2 separate regions of the Homo sapiens genome follow, and region 2 is linked to region 1. Evidence: read pairs that join two places in POLR2A ChIA-PET (ENCODE). Cell type or tissue: Panc1. All regions are shown on one strand. Links, peaks and the distances in the headings refer to the core of each region. The heading gives the core; the rest is flanking DNA.

Region 1 (8,117 bases), core at 2,065-7,064:
GCGGCCGGGCGGGGAGCGGGGTGGGGGGCGGGCGGGGGCGTGGGGGGAGCGGGGCTGGCTCTCCTGGGTGTGGGGTGGGGAGGCCTCCTCATCGCCAGCATGGAGTTAAAAACCAGGATGGGGGAGGGAGACTTCCCATTTCTCCCGAGATGTACTTCATGACGCGTCTGGAGAAAAGGTGTGACCAGCCCCTTCCTTCCCGTCAAGGAGCGCGCTTGCCTGTGTAACTCACCTGTAAAGCCCACCCAGGGAAGGCCAGGGCCTCATGAAACAGAAAACAAAGCCGGGCACTGGGCCCTTGAGCTCACTAGAATTTGGGGTATCTTTCCTTGCACCCTCACCGCATATGGAACTCCTGGCGTCGTGTCCCAGGTCACGCCTGTCCCCGTGGGGAGGCTGGGCCCCTCCCCCCAGCCACTCCCGAGACTTGAGACCTCTGCCTCAGGACGATGGGTGGGAAGGGGCTTGCGGGTAGGAGAGCGAGCGCTGCTTCCAGCGGGAGCCTCGGGGGAGGGTGGCGGGGCCGCCGTGGGAGGAGCCGCGCCGCATCTCAGGCGCAGTCTCTAGGGGCTGTGCGCATCCGTGGGGGGGACATGCGCATCTCAGGGGGGCTGCTCGCATCTGGGGGTGCTGTGTGCATCTCGGGGGGGCTGTGCCCATCTAGCGGGGTGGCTGTGCGCATCTGGAGGGGGCTGTGCGCAACCCGGGGGGGGTGTTGCGCGCATCTAGCAGGGGCGGCTGTGCGCATTTCGGGGGGGGCTGTGCATATCTGGGGGGACCGTGCTTATCTCCGGGGGCGGCTGTGCGCATCTTGAGGGGTGTGTACATCTCGGGGGGCCTGTGCGCATCTTGGGGGGCTGTGTGCATCCGCGGGGGCTGTGCGCATCTCGGGGTGCTGTGCGCTGCTCCTCTGAGCTCTGCTCTTTCTTGCAGCGTTTGCCTCAGCATGGAGGGCGGGGCCGCGGCAGCCACCCCCACAGCACTGCCTTACTACGTGGCCTTCTCCCAGCTGCTGGGCCTGACCTTGGTGGCCATGACCGGCGCGTGGCTCGGGCTGTACCGAGGCGGCATTGCCTGGGAGAGCGACCTGCAGTTCAACGCGCACCCCCTCTGCATGGTCATAGGCCTGATCTTCCTGCAGGGAAATGGTGAGTCCCATGGGCCGCTCCTCTTTTCCCGGGCTTGTGGGGGTCCCTGAGAGGCAGTTTGCAGGGGTCTTGTCACCCCTGCGGTCTCTTCTGGTTGGACAAATCTAAGATTCTAGAAAAGACAGAGACAGAAGCTGGTTCAGAGCCTGGGGAGATGGAATCCAAACCCAGGCTCTGAGGTTGGTGAGTGGCAGCTCCTCTCCAGCCTGGTCCAGCATTTTCACCTCGTTTCCACACACAGCATCCAAGGCGGGCACTTCTTGCAGCAGAGGGAAAGGAATGAGGCTCCGAGCCAGGCCCTGCTGCAGGGGTGGTTTGAATTGAGGGAAAAAAAGTAATCATATGTGAGAGTTTGTATGCGTGCGTGCGTGCGCGCGCATGTGTGTTGTTGGTCTTGGACTTGGCAGAGCTAGAGCGCCTCCCCCTGGGGCAGGAGCAAGGCAGTGCTTGGCCTCCACCTGCCTCCAGGCCAGGGATCCAGGAAGCGGGATCTGCATCCGGTTGACCCGCTCTTCCTAGAGGTGGTCCTGGTGACAGCCATTCCTGAGCAGCAGAAAGCTAAGAGGCATTCCTCACGTGACCTGGCCTTGCCCACCTCTTCTGGACGCGGGAGATCAGGCTGGGATCACAAGGTTCTGCTTGGGAGCCAGGCGCCTGCTTGCTAGGAGTAGGACCATCTGCCCAGGCTTAGGTGGGGGCCTGTGTGAGGAGCCACGTGGCTAACAGGTGAACTCAGAGGCTGCTTGTTGCCTCAGTGTGACCAACAGTGGACCTCAAACACAGCCTGGAATTTGCAGGACACCTGACAAGAAGGTGGGTGGAGGGGGGCGTCTGCTGGGCCGGGCAGCTCCTTTAGGTGGGGACGAGGGCAGAGGCGCTGCCTTCACTGCCTGTCCTGGTGGTGGGGACTGTGGTGCAGCCTCCGGCCCTGCCCTCTTTGTGCACAGCTGGGGGAGGTTGGAGGGTGGGGGAGGGGTGTTAAGGTGCACACAGCCCTAGGTGCCCTCAGAGAAGGCCAGGAGCTGCCCAGGGTCCCCAGGGAACCTGGCTTTCTCCTCCGGTTCCTGCAGCTAGGCTCCTGTTACAAGCCGTCAGCTCACATCACCTCTCCACCAAGGTGCCTCCTTGCTGCTGGGGCAGGAGGCCTCACGCACAGGCGGATGCACTCACGTTCCCTCTCTCACCTCCCACAGCCCTGCTGGTTTACCGTGTCTTCAGGAACGAAGCTAAACGCACCACCAAGGTCCTGCACGGGCTGCTGCACATCTTTGCGCTCGTCATCGCCCTGGTTGGTGAGTTCCCGGGCGCGGCCTTCCCCGCCACCTGCCTGCCTCTTCAGGTATGGCAAACAGCCGCTTCACCTGCTCTGTTCCCTCCCCAGAGCTGTGATGGGCCCGCCCCCACCCCAAACATCCCCTGCAGGGCCACTAGGTGCTGGCAGCCCTCGAGCTGGGACTAAAGCCCAGAAGTCCCGCTAGCTGGTTCCCCTGGGTCATCTTACACCTTCCTTTTCCACATCCAACCCTGTCCTCATATGACCTGTCTCTGGCCCAGGCTTGGTGGCGGTGTTCGACTACCACAGGAAGAAGGGCTACGCTGACCTGTACAGCCTACACAGCTGGTGCGGGATCCTTGTCTTTGTCCTGTACTTTGTGCAGGTGAGTCCTTCCAACACCCCGGGCCTGGGGCCACCTACCAGGGAGGTGGGAGGAGGAGGGGAGCTGGGCTGAAATGTACCTCATGGAAGGGCCTGATTTCTGGGGTGTGTGCAGGTGAGAGAGCTGCCTTCCCAGGCCTGTGCGGGTGCAAAGCTAGGATTGGCGGCCAAGGGTGCCCAGCTCCCAGGCGCCCCATGGCTGACTCAGCACTTTTGGCCACAAGCCCAGCTTTCTGAGTGTGCCAAGGCCTCAAGCGTTGGGGGACCGGTCCCTTGTCCCTAAGCGCTTAGTGCTCCTCCCACCACTGTGCTGAGGAGGAAGGAAACCAGGCAGGGCTGAGGGGCTCACAGTCGCCACGTGGGCACGTGGGTGTGGGCCTGGCCGACCTCGGCTGCTGGGGTGTCCGGCCGCCCTGTCCCGGAACCGTCTCCTTTCAAATCCTAGTGGCTGGTGGGCTTCAGCTTCTTCCTGTTCCCCGGAGCTTCATTCTCCCTGCGGAGCCGCTACCGCCCACAGCACATCTTCTTTGGTGCTACCATCTTCCTCCTTTCCGTGGGCACCGCCCTGCTGGGCCTGAAGGAGGCACTGCTGTTCAACCTCGGGTGAGTGTCCTGGGTGGGAGAGGGCAGGGCCTGGGCCACCCTTGCACAGACCTCACCCTGCCTTCAGCTTCCCCAGCTGTGGCTTCCTGAGCCGCCTCTCGTGGCGTCACAACTGGTGGCTGTAGTTATGCTTGCTAAGATTTGGGTGCTTGGGGCTTGGCTTTGGTTAGCTTTCTTGATTTTACCCTTTCAAAGAAACTTCTGGGCTATGGGCACCCTATTTATTCCCACCACGCAGCAGGATCTGCAGGACAACTGCTTAGAGCTAGAATATTGATCTAGGTTTTTACATTGCCCATCTCTTTTTGTCTGTGAGCCATAGCTGGAGATTGCTGGTTGGGGGCGGGGGGATGGTTGTTCTCTTCAGGCAGGGCAGGGAGGCAGGGGCTGGTGCTGGAATCCCCATGGCATCTTTAAGGCCCAGGATACAAAGGGCATTTGGCCTAATTGTGACCCCTTGGGCAGCTTCTCCCTTCCTCTCACCCCTGCAGGGGCAAGTATAGCGCATTTGAGCCCGAGGGTGTCCTGGCCAACGTGCTGGGCCTGCTGCTGGCCTGCTTCGGTGGGGCGGTGCTCTACATCTTGACCCGGGCCGACTGGAAGCGGCCTTCCCAGGCGGAAGAGCAGGCCCTCTCCATGGACTTCAAGACGCTGACGGAGGGAGATAGCCCCGGCTCCCAGTGATGCGCCCGGCCGGCCCTGGGGGTTCGCGGGGTGTCTTCTTGCCTGCCCCTGCTGAGGCGTCTTCAGGACTGCAGGCTCCGGAGAGTGGCTCTGGCAGCAGGCGGGCGCGTGGGTGCAGCTGCATCTGTTTGAGTGCTGCTTTCTGGGGTCAGGTCTCCGCCTCCTCTGCTTCTCCTTTCTCCGCTGCTATAGACCAGTTCATTGTGTGTGGCTCCCGTGTCTCTGTTGCCCCCTTCAGTGCAGAAGGCTTTGGGTAGGACTTCGGGTGTTCGGTCCTGGTCGCAGAGCACAGATCTTTAAAGAAGCGAGAGAGGAGGCCCCACCCTCCTGGCAGCAGATGCCTGGGGCAAGGCCAGGGGAAACTGGGGGGGCCTCAGGGACAGGCCTGGAAAGGCCACGATGGCTGCTGAATTCAAACAAGGAGTCCCTCCAGCCTGAATAACACGTGGCACAAATGGGCCCGGCCTTTGGCAGAGGAGCAAGTGATATGATGTGTAAAGTATGTTGGTGGTGAAAGCAAGGTTCCCCAGGAGAGGGGAGGGACTGGCCCCTGGGAAGCTCTGAGATGAGGCTGTGGCCCAGCTGTAGTCCTGACCTTCCTCTTCTTTAACCCTTTAGCCCTAGGATGGCTTTGGTGGGAGAGGGGATAGAAGCCCATGACTTCAGACAGACTTTCTCTTGGCAGATGCAGGCGGGCCTCCTCCCAGGCTGCTCCAGACATGGGGGTTGGGGATGGGGGGCACCTTGCAGCCCCTTCCTGCTGGGGCTCCCTCCTTGTAGCACCCCCCTTGCGGCTCAGCTCTGGTTTCCTCTCCCAGGCTCACCCAGGCTCTGCTCAGGCTGGGAGGCAGAGGGCACAAACCTTATAATTTTTTAAATGAAAAACCGCTGCTGCTGGCTGTGGCTAGAGCCCCCTGGGGCTGCTGGAGCTGCTGCCTCTGTTCTGGAGGACGAGCCTTCTCCTTATCTGCTGCCCATCTTTCCAGGAAGTCAGGATGGAGTCAGAACAACTACAGTCATCCCCCGTGGTGTCTGCACATCACTCCAGCCCCATAAAGAGTGTCATGTTAGCTGAGTCACCATTTGGCTTCGGCCTGGAAATAGTGTGATTAGAACACTGATCGTGTGCGAGGCCAGGAGATCAAGACCATCCTGACTAACAAACACAGTGAAACCCCGTCTCTACTAAAAATACAAAAAAATTAGCCAGGCGTGGTGGTGGGCGCCTGTAGTCCCAGCTACTTGGGAGGCTGAGGCAGGAGAATGGTGTGAACCCGGGAGATGGCGCTTGCAGTGAGCTGAGATTGCACTCCAGCCTGGGCGACAGGCTCAAAAAAGAAAAAAAAAAGAACACCGATCATGTGCTTCTTGGATCTGGTGACTGTTCTCTCCCTGTTTTCCTTTCTTTTTGGGTGTTTGAGGAGCATGGCTTAGCTTGAGACACACACAGACACTGTGTACTTCAGTGAAGGGCTTAATATACAGTTTCCAAACCTGACGACTCTTCTTCTTGTAATGGCTGCCCTTTTCCTACCTGAGGCCGTCTTAGAGAAAGGGGCCAGTCTCCTCTAATGCTCAGATTTCCCATAGTTGGCTTTTGCTGTGTCTCCTGCCTCAGGCAGTGTCATTTCTGGGAGCAGGTGGTTGTAGTCCAGGCCCCTCCCCAGCAGGGTCTGCCCAGGCTCCTTCGAGCCCCTTTCCCCGCCTCCTCTCAGCCTGTCCGGATGACAGTGTTCGCCTCCTGTTTAGACTGTACACTCTTCAGGGGTAGGGGTGCCGTCAGTTCTTCAATCAGCTGGCACACACTTGTATAGTGAAATGTTTACATGTGGGAAAACTCCGCCTTAGACAAACTACCAAAGTACAATCGTGTCTCTCTCTAGCCGGAATGCTACAGAGAGAAATGGAACCTTAGATTTGCAACAAAAGTCTGTAAACTGGTCTGTTTGCCAAAGTGAACACTGGATGACTAAGGAGCTGAAGAAGGCCCCCAGAAGCGGATTTGTGGTGGGTTATTTTATTTTGCCTGTGGCCAATCTTCTGTGAAATACAATGTGCTGTTGGTGCAACAGATGATTCAATAAATGTCTACAGCAGACCTCTCGCCTGTTATCTTCCTTTACTGTGGTAATAAAAGGAGCCGGAGCTTTTAGCAGCCAGACACATGACGTTAGCTCTAGGCCTGAGAGAAATTGAATATCCGCAGGCTGGGCACAGAAGGTAAAGCGATTAGTGATATTGATCATGGCCTAGGGGCTGAAAAGGCCCAGCGGTTGTCCAGTCTCGACCCAGCAGAGGCAGTGTTGTTTCCACATGGTTAGATAAGCCCTTTCCTCTCAGCCTGAGAGGGTGGCCTGGATGGTGGAGCTGCAAGAGCCTGATAAGAGCCTTGGCAAGGAAGGTCCCCCAGTGTTTAATGGACCCCTTTCCCTTTGAAATCAGTCTTTTTGATCCTTAAGAAGAGGAGCAAAGCTTTTGGAACGAGCTGAGATTCCACTTTAGATCCACGTACGTGGCTCAGGCAGAAGGTGAGTTTTTGGCAAATTTGGGTGGGATCGTACTGTGCGCTTTGTGCCTTGTCACTTAAAGCAGTGGCCGCCAACCTTTTTGGCAGCAGGAACAGGTTTTGTGGAAGACAATTTTTCCACAGACCAGGGCTGGGGGTGGGGGATAGTTTTGGGATGATTCAAGCACGTTACATTTATTATGCATTTTTATATTATTACATTGTAACATATAATGAAATAATTATACAACTTACCATAATGTAGAATCAATGGGAGCCCTGAGCTTGTTTTCCTGAAACTAGACAGTCTCATCTGGGGGTGATGGGAGACAGTGACAGATCATTCGATTCTCCTAAGGAGCATGCAACCTAGATCCCTCGCATGCGTAGTTCATAATTAATAGGGTCTGCACTCCTATGAGAATCTAATGCTGCAGCTGATCTGACAGGAGGCGGAGCTCAGGTGGTCATGCTCACCCGCTGCTGCTCACCTCCTACTGTGCAGCCAGGTTCTAACAGCCACAGACCCATACTGGTCTGTGGCCCTGGGGCTGGGGACCTCTGACTTACTTAAAGCAATTTAAAAACTCACCAGAGCTCACTATTTAAAGGGACCCAACAGCAAATCCTCTAATAAGGTAACAGGAGTCCCTGCTTCCCCGCGTTGGTCTCAACTTTGTCTTCTGCATTGTAGCTGGTCTCTAACGTGTAGGAGCCAGAACGGAGAGGTCTTTCCTTAGGGCACCTGTAGAGTCCCTCCTGAATCAAGGCTTCCATGTGGACCTTTATTTTTATTTTATTTTTTTGAGACGGAGTTTCGCTCTTGTTGCCCAGGCTGGAGTGCAATGGCGCAATCTCAGCTCACTGCAACCTCCGCCTCCTGGGTTCAAGCGATTCTCCTGCCTCAGCCTCCTGAGTAGCTGGGATTACAGGCATGCGCCACCACACTCAGCTAATTTTGTATTTTTAGTAGAGATGATGGGGTTTCTCCATGTTGGTCAGGCTGGTCTTGAACTCCCTACCTCAGGTGATCCACCCGCCTTGGCCTCCCAAAGTGCTGGGATTACAGGTGTGAGCCACCACGCCCAGCTGAGTGTGGACCTTTATTTACTGAAAAGCATTCAAAGCACAAGGCTTGATACATGTCACAAACTGGTTCCTCAGTCAGCATCTCATTTCTGTTTTTTTTTTTTTTTTTTTTTTTTTTGCACCAGCCTCTGAATCTTATGGGTCTCTGTGAATATTGAAGTGATCCCAGTCACCAAGGGATGATGCCTCCCTCTCCAGCCAGCCACTTCACCTCTTCCTCTACGAATCTCTGGCTGGATAATAGCAGGGACCTCATTTTCTTACTGGGGTCCCAAAGCGACTCCTCTTGACTGTGGCATAGAGTTATTTCTCCAAACAAGCACGCGGCATTTCCCAAGCCATCCTCCTGGACCCAGCGCCTGCACTCCGTGGGGCGCCATTCGGGTTGCTTGCTCTTTTCAGACCATCCCTTCTGAGAGAGGAGGCAGCG
Region 2 (8,117 bases), core at 1,033-6,032, 200 kb before region 1:
GCTATGTTGCCCAGGCTGGAGTGCAGTAGCTATTCACAGGCACAATCACTGTGCGCTACAGATTTGAGCTCCTGGGTTCAAGTGATCCTCCTGCCTCAGCCTCCCAAGCAGCTTGGACTACAGGCGCATGTCACCATGCCTGGCTCAGTGTCACTATTTCTAACATTGGTACTGCTGTGCTCCCAGCTACACAGTTACATCTCTGAGTAATGCTTGATTCTTTCCTTCCTTTTCCTCCTCACAGCCAGGGAGCAAATTTCAATTCTCCTCTCAAAGACCTCCGGTATAAGACTCTGCTTCCCATTCTCCCTGACATCACCTTCAGTGAGACCCTTTCCCCTTGATCCCAGAGTCAATAAGATATAAAGCATTATATCTTTATACATTTATAAATGTATAAAGCTGAAAATAAGATATAAAGCAACACACAAGCCTGGCATTATATTTTGTAAGAAGGTTGCTTTATAATCATCTCTTCCACTGATCTCCTACAACTTTCCAGAGTCATGCTTAAAAATAAAATTTTAATTTTTGTTGTATTTTTTTTTCCTTTCATTCACTTACTCTCTTTGGCAAAATAAGGACTGCAATTCCAGAAATGTGGGGAGGCATCAAAGGTATGTAGCAAATGCAGGGAGAGAAATCAGTACAGAATCAGAGTGAGGATACATTTCAGCTCCCCATTTCCAACCCACTCTGCGTTCCTCTACAGTTCCAACCATCTCAATCACCTTTTTCACCATGTTCCTTCTTTGTTCATAAGGTAATCAGTGATACCCATTATCTATGGAATAAAGTCTAAATTCTCTGCTATCACTCAAAGCCCTCTGGGATTTAGGCTCATTCAGTTTACCTGATCATCTCACACTGTTTGTTCCCCACAGGGACCCCCCTTTAAAGCCAGATCAAAGCTCACCTTGTTTCCTGATACAAGCCATGTTTGCTTCTTCCCCTAGGCCTTTAATCATTCTGTTTCCTGACCTGGAGTGCCACCCTTCCTCCGTTCTACCTAACTGTTTATACTTCCTTCACAGCCTAGTTCAAGTGCCCTTCCACCTGAAATGACTCCATAGCTCCTCTGGCCCAGGCTCATCTTTCATTTTCCTGGCCTTCTATAGCACTTACTCTCTGTACCACACAGTGAGGCATAGTCATATCATACTTTCTTTTTTTCATGTAGTCCTCACTTCCCAGTAAGACTGCATGATTCCTGGGGTACAGGGAATATGACATACCTTTCTTTTTTCTTTTTTTTCTGAGATGGAGTCTTGCTCTGTCGCCCAGGCTGGAGTGCAGTGATCTCGGCTCACTACAACCTCCGCCTCCCAAGTACAAGCGATTCTCCCACCTCAGCCTCCCAAGTAGCTGGGATTACAAGCACCTATCATCATGCCCAGCTAATTTTTGTATTTTTGTACAGACAGGGTTTCACCACGTTGGCCAGGCCAGGTGATCCGCCTGCCTCGGCCTCCCAAAGTGTTGGGGTTACAGGCATGAGCCACCACTCCTGACCGACATACATTTCTTTTGTGTGTCTGAGAAGCGTGACCATAGGCACATGTTAAACTGAATGGAGGTGTCAGCTACTGAGAAAAAAGTTCTAGTACAGAAATTCAGGTCTAAGCAGCTTCATGTCCCCTCCCCACCACAGGCAATCCGGTGAGAGCAGTAGTGACAGCCACGCTCAGGAGAGAGACAGTGCGGGCTGTCGGGTTGAGCTACAGATTCAGGGACTCAGCAGGAGCAACAGGAATAACTGACAATAACACTAAAGCAGAAATGACCTTCTCAAAGTCTGGACTCAACAGCTGAACATGTAGCCCAAAAAGCTTTCAAGAATCCAGAAAAATCAGGATTTATTAACCAAAGGTTTATGAACTAACTTGACCTGAAAAAGGCCTCAGTTACCCATCATTCTTCTTATCCTCGCTCTGATTCTGTACTGATTTCTCTCCCTGCATTTGCTACATACCTTTGATGCCTCCCCACATTTCTGGAATTGCAGTCCTTATTTTGCCAAAGAGAGTAAGTGAATGAAAGGAAAAAAAAATACAACAAAAATTAAAATTTTATTTTTAAGCATGACTCTGGAAAGTTGTAGGAGATCAGTGGAAGAGACGATTATAAAGCAATCTTCTTACAAAATATAATGCCAGGCTTGTGTGTTGTTTTATATCTTATTTTCAAACTGGCCAGCCCATCTTATCAACAACCCTTGAAAGAGAAGGGAGGTCCTGAAGAGCCAGGTCTTTCACACTGAAAGCAAAAGACAGTCTGCTCAATCACTGACCCTGCTGGGGGAACAGATCCTGGAATTCTCTTCCTCTAGAAATGATAGCCAAGGCCCTGCCCTGCTTGTGCCTATCATGAAGAAAGCAGCTTTTCTGTTCTGAAGCACCCACTCATGAACATCTGGAGGGTTAGATCCAGAGCCCAGACTCTGTTCAAGTATCTACCTACCATTTTGATAAGATTCAAGGGAAACAGGAATCCATGGAAATAAGGATTCCATTTCTTCCTCCACTGGGATTTTCAGAAATTAGGCTAGCTTCAGAAATTTGCAAAGATCATCAGATAAACAGTAATGATAATCCCATAAAGAGAGAAAAACCTTAATCCTTTCAGTTCCACAACACTATGGACAGTTGTAGTTAGAAGCTTTCCCCAAAGCTCACACCTGCAGTGCCAGAACATAAGAAGTGACATAACCACTGCAACTTCACATTTGTACATTTGTTTTACAATGTACAAAATATTTCACATTCTGTCTATGATCTTACAACAATCTTAAGAGGTAGACACAGTGAGTATTAAGTCTATATTTCAGATGGAAAAACTCACTTCAGAAAGGTTATATGACTTATACATGGTAAAATTACGGTGACTAGGAATCAGAAGGCTTGGATTTACTTCCTGCCTCTACTCAATACCTTTGTGTAAAAGCTGTGTAAACCTTATACACATGCTTATAGCATTGATGTTAACTGTTGTTGAAAGCACTCTATAAATTATAAAATCCTACATTAATAGATGAGTAACAACTCTATGACTCCTAGGCCAGTACTCTTTTTTTTTTTTTTTTTTTGGTTGGTCTCAGTTTTTAATAGTGGCAGGGCCTCACACACTTGCACACGTGCGCATGCACGCACACACACTCTAAGGCTTCAGACCTTGTTGAAAGCTGCAACATCGACACTCTACACACGCTCTCAAACTTGGTAATCTCCTCTTCCAGAAAGTTTGTCCCCACCTTGTCGTCCCCCACCACACACTGAATCTGCAGCTTCCGGATACCGTAGCCCATGGGCACCAGCTTGGAGGCCCCCCTAGACCAGCCCGTCCAGCTGGATGAAGCGCATACAGGCCTCCAATTGGGCTATATTGGTCTCATTGTCCCAAGGCTTGATGTCCAGCGGGATGGAGGACTTGACCACCAACGCAGTCTTCTTGGCCTTCTTCTCCACATACCACCTCAGCCACTTCTCCCACAGCCGGGCTGCCTCCTTGTCTTCCTCCTCATTGTCGCTGACAAACAGGTCAATGTCATTGTCCTTGTCACCCTCTGCTAGTGTGGCTGCCTTCTTGGCTGGGGGCTCCACTTGGCACATGGGAGACACATGCTGGATCTGCGTGGCTGTGTCCCTGTGGCCAGGCAAGCTCTTCTCCAGCATGTTCAGCCACAGGCCAGCACTCTTTTCACTATACTAAGTTGTCAGACCCACAGAGAACTAACACCCATTGATAACTCACTGTGAGTTAATGACTGCTAAAGGGACACTGCACATCATGGCCTGCAAAACTATCCATAGGACCCAGCCACACGTAGGATGTGCCACACATCTAAGAATATTCAGTCAGCTCTAACCACGCTGTAGGCTTCCAGAGACCCAATATACAAAAGGGAGAATACAGCAAATGCTCCTAGTGTACAGTATTCTCTGTACTCCTAGAATACAGAGAATACAGAATCTACCTCCTAGAAAATTGTTAATAGCTCACTGCCCATGTACTTCCATAGCTGCCTATTTGTTCTCAAATCCATTCTCTTTTTCAATTACTTACCAAGCTTGTTTACTTAGGGAAAAGGATGTCTCAAGTCTTGCTAAGCAGAGATATTAAATTAGATTTTTCAGTTCTTCCAGGCCTCGGCACCCAAACAATCCTGTTAATGAACCCACAGCTCCTCTGGCTTTCCTTGCTGGGCCAAGCTTGAGCTCCATGAAGCTGTGCCAGTCTCGACTCTGCCTTGTAGCCAGCACTGCCATTCTCATAGTGAAAGGCTGTTTGCCTCTGCCAGCCCCATTCCACCCTTGAATAAACAACCTTTCCAGCTAGCCAAAATGCTTAGCTTCTTTCAACTGGGACTCTGTAATTTGAATCTGTAATCCAATTAGACATTTCTTAACCAAATTTGGCAACTCTTCACCATTTAAATTAGGTTTTGATCTTTCATTCCTCTCTCTTCCTAAGCATGGACTTTCTGGCAGAAGAACTGGTAATGAAGAAAACTGTTTCATTCTATCTCAGGCCTAGGCTAACAAAAACTACAATAATAATAATAAATGTGTAACTCTGTGAATTATAAAATCCGATGTTAAATGATTATTAATATCACCAGGCTCCTTTCATTATACTAGGCTATAAATACCTCTCCCCAACATCTTCCCCGCACTACCTCTTACCCTATCTTTCCTAGAAATGCATTTGCTGAGACTTTGTCTTTTTCTGCTTTCAGAATTTTGCTGAAGAATATCCCTCTTGGTCAGAAGCAAAACATCTGCTACACTTCCCAGGACAGGCCATTCTATAACCTTGACTTCATTAAGAGGAAAAGCTATCTTAGCATTTTATTTCCCCTTTTGCCCATATTAACATAAAACTTTGAGCTTCAATTTCTAAACAGCTGTTCTAGTTCCACATCTTCACATTCTTCCTAAAACAGAAATCTTAGGTAGGATTCCCATTATTAGCTTATCACAATGTACAGAAACTCATGACGTGTGTAAGGAATGAACATACCAATGAATATCTACACATCTCCAAGCATATACATAATTTCTTGCCCAATAAATCAACAGTCCCTTACATAGTGCATAAAGTCATGCTGTCCAATACAATAGCCACTAGCCACATGTGGCTGTCTAAATTAATTAAAATGATATAAAATTTAAAATTTAGTTCCTTAGTTGCTCAACAGCCACATGTAGCTAGTGGCTACAAAACCACATTGGACAGCAGAGATATAAAACATTTCTGTCATCACAGAAGGTTTATTGGACAGCACTGATAGAGGCTGTTTATGAATAATACTGTTGTGAGAAATGGTGACTAGAAGCACTGAACACAGGTCACGGGTAACCAATGCTTTTTACAAATCCACTAAAACAACTTGTCTGGGAAGTGAATTCTGCTGTTGCAGCATGAGTAGCAGATTTAAAAGTACATTTTGGCTTTAACAGGTAATCTGGATCCTTACCAAAAATTTCTTTTTCTCACTGGCCCCTGCACATGAGCTTGTTGTTACTGTGGGGCTGTTCAGAAGGGCTGAGCTGCTGCTGTTGTGTTTTTTCTTTAAAAACAAAAAAACTGAGGTTAATAATTTGTATCCTTCGTGCAACATAAGTTTGACAACATTGAAGTAAATCATGGATCCAAAGATCTAGTACCTCTTGTTAAGATTACTTCCTAACAGTCAATCCTTTTTAGGCTTCTGCCTTCATAACCACTGACTTCACTCTACCAGCGCAGCAGCAGGCACAGCAAAAGATCAAGACTTCCCTCATCATGGCTTTTAGGCTCTAAGCAGAAGGAGTCCTAAAAAGGAATCCTCCTTCAAGGAACCATCAGTGACCATTCCGCCCCTCCTTTTCCCAGCCTCGTCCTTTTGGGCCTTCCAATTCAAGAAAGCTTCCCCTTTTCACCCACTAACTGATATTCATGCTAATAGTCCAGTCTGGAGAAAGATCAGCTAACTGGAGCAATGTTAGCAAGCACACACTACATAGGAAGACAGGAAGGAAAGTGAGGTCATTAGGCTCAAGCAAGGGGGAGGGGACTCACTTCTGGTAAAATGCTCCTTCGAAAAGTGGCTTTGAATACAAATGAGTTATAGCAAGGGAGAACTCACACAGTCAGACTGAATAACATATGAAAATAGTGTAAGAATGGGCCCTTATCTGTTTATACCTCCAGTACTATAAGGTAACAACAACAAAAGCAGCTTTTTAAACTAATCCTTCTGTTTTAACATGAAACAAAAGGACTCCTCTTCCCTTGGGGTCCCTAGGATTCCTAAAGGCAGGAAATACTCTGGAAGGCTCTATCTAGCAGACCACAGACAGGAAAAGTTTTAGGGCCTTATACTATCTCTAGGAACCAATTCTGAAGAATTGGTAAACAAGGTGCAAATGAGAAGAAAGGAGGTTAGCTGATAACAAACAGAACCAAAAGGGAGAATGTCATACACAAATTTTCATCAAACATGCCCAATATAGCTAGCTGACACAGCACTGGATACCCACTAGGTAGGAAAGCTCCCCATCATTCACTCCTCTCTGCAGAACAAAGTACCCAGGAAACAGGTAAGTGGCACTACAGGTGAGAAGAAGATTGTCAATGACACACAAGTTTAAATGTTAAGGAAAATAGGCAATGTTTTCCTAAAGAAGCATACAACTCTCAATAAAACAGGCACTATCAATAAGGTTAATAAGGTAAAATAACTGTAAACAGTAATAACAAAATCACTCATTATTGCCTTCAGAATATACTAGGTGACATTTTAATTAATAAATTTACCTTCTTAATTATATTTTACATAAGCTAATACCAAATTAATTAGTTTTTCCTGACTATATACTGTAAGGTAGCTAAAAACCTTCTGACTTAGGGATCATGAATCTGAATTAAATATTTGCCAAATATCAGTAAAGGGGAAAAACGAATATGAATACTGTCCCCATAACAGATGAAATGCTTACACAAGGCTTTAAGACTCCAAATCATAGATCCATAACTGCATGGCATATATAACTTTTTTTTTTTTTTTGAGACAGAGTTTCACTCTGTCTTGCCCAGGCTGGAGTGCAGTGGTGCTATCTCGGCTCACTGCAGCCTTTGCCTTCCAGGTTCAAGCGATTCTCCTGTCTCAGCTTCCTGAGTAGCTGGGACTACAGGCATGGACCACCACACCTGGCTAATTTTGTGTTTTTTAGTAGGGACAGGGTTTCACCATGTTGGCCAGGCTGGTCTCAAACTACTGACTTCAGGTGATCCGCCTGCCTCGGCCTCCCAATATCACTTACCATTTAACCATACCTGGTTGGTATGTATTACTTCCCATTTAACAGACTGTGAAAGGAAGGGGTCAAAAGCATTCAACCCTGGTAATGTAGTCTCCTTGGCTTTTCGTATATTTCCCATTTGAAAACCCCTCCCCAACAAATCTCACTTAGCTCTGCCAGGGTCACACACACCTGCCTATTTGAGTGACCTGTGTCTTTGTTCTTCATGGTCTCATATCCAGGCATCCGGTGACGTCGGTTCATCTGGAGGGCCACCAGATCGTTCATGATTGAGTTCAATGCCTCCTGTTCGTCTGCAATGAAAGAGAGCACATGGACTAAGACACTTAAATACAGACCAGCAAAGCTCTTTCACAAACTGTATAACTAATACTCAGGGAGTTCTGCCCAGGTAAAATGACAGACCCTGTAACTATAATCAGATGCAGCCCAAAAGGTCAGACTATGGCAATTTGAATTTTAATGGATTCTTTTTTTTCTTCGAGACAAGGTCTTGCTCTGTCACTCAGGCTGGAGTGCAGTGGCGTGATCATAGCTCACTGCAGCCTCCAACTCTGGGGCTCAAGTGACCTTCCCACATCAGCCTCCTGAGTAGCTGGGAACACAGGCATGCACCACCATGCCTGGATGATTTTTTTATTTTTTGTAGAGACGGGGTCTCCCCATGTTGCCCAGGCTGGTCTCCAACTCCTGGACTCCAGTGATCCTCCTGCCTCGGCCTCCCAAAGTGCTAAGATTACATACAGGTGTGGGCCACCATGCCTGGCCTTTAATGGTTTCTTAATAGCCCTCCAATCAGATTTCCTGCAGCAA

What was found. Peaks named below come from ENCODE experiments on the same cell type or tissue, not always from the same donor. Only the 100,000 strongest peaks of a DNase experiment are listed, where the experiment ranks them.
Region 2: POLR2A ChIA-PET joins it to region 1 with 5 read pairs; 20 of 35 experiments call an interaction of 5 or more read pairs at or near these places.

What each region holds. Positions count from the first base shown.
Region 1 is chr17:63,430,377-63,438,493 of GRCh38, reverse strand. It overlaps CYB561 (cytochrome b561), which reads left to right. Exons shown (of 6, transcript NM_001915.4): 2 at 934-1,148; 3 at 2,342-2,440; 4 at 2,703-2,806; 5 at 3,251-3,408; 6 at 3,900-6,190. The coding sequence starts at 947. The coding sequence ends at 4,092. Among named protein-coding and RNA genes, the nearest start is that of CYB561, 12 kb to the left of the region's middle. RefSeq lists enhancers at 107-1,021, 1,432-1,726, 1,022-1,936 and a silencer at 3,246-3,413. In Panc1, for the core only: a CTCF peak has its summit at 3,408 (motif pointing right); a DNase peak (open chromatin) is centred at 5,103; H3K27ac peaks cover 4,308 bases.
Region 2 is chr17:63,632,161-63,640,277 of GRCh38, reverse strand. MAP3K3 (mitogen-activated protein kinase kinase kinase 3) reads right to left here. Exons shown (of 16, transcript NM_002401.5): 2 at 7,476-7,597. It also overlaps the pseudogene EEF1DP7. Among named protein-coding and RNA genes, the nearest start is that of MAP3K3, 14 kb to the right of the region's middle. In Panc1, for the core only: no CTCF peak of the experiment used is centred there; no DNase peak of the experiment used is centred there.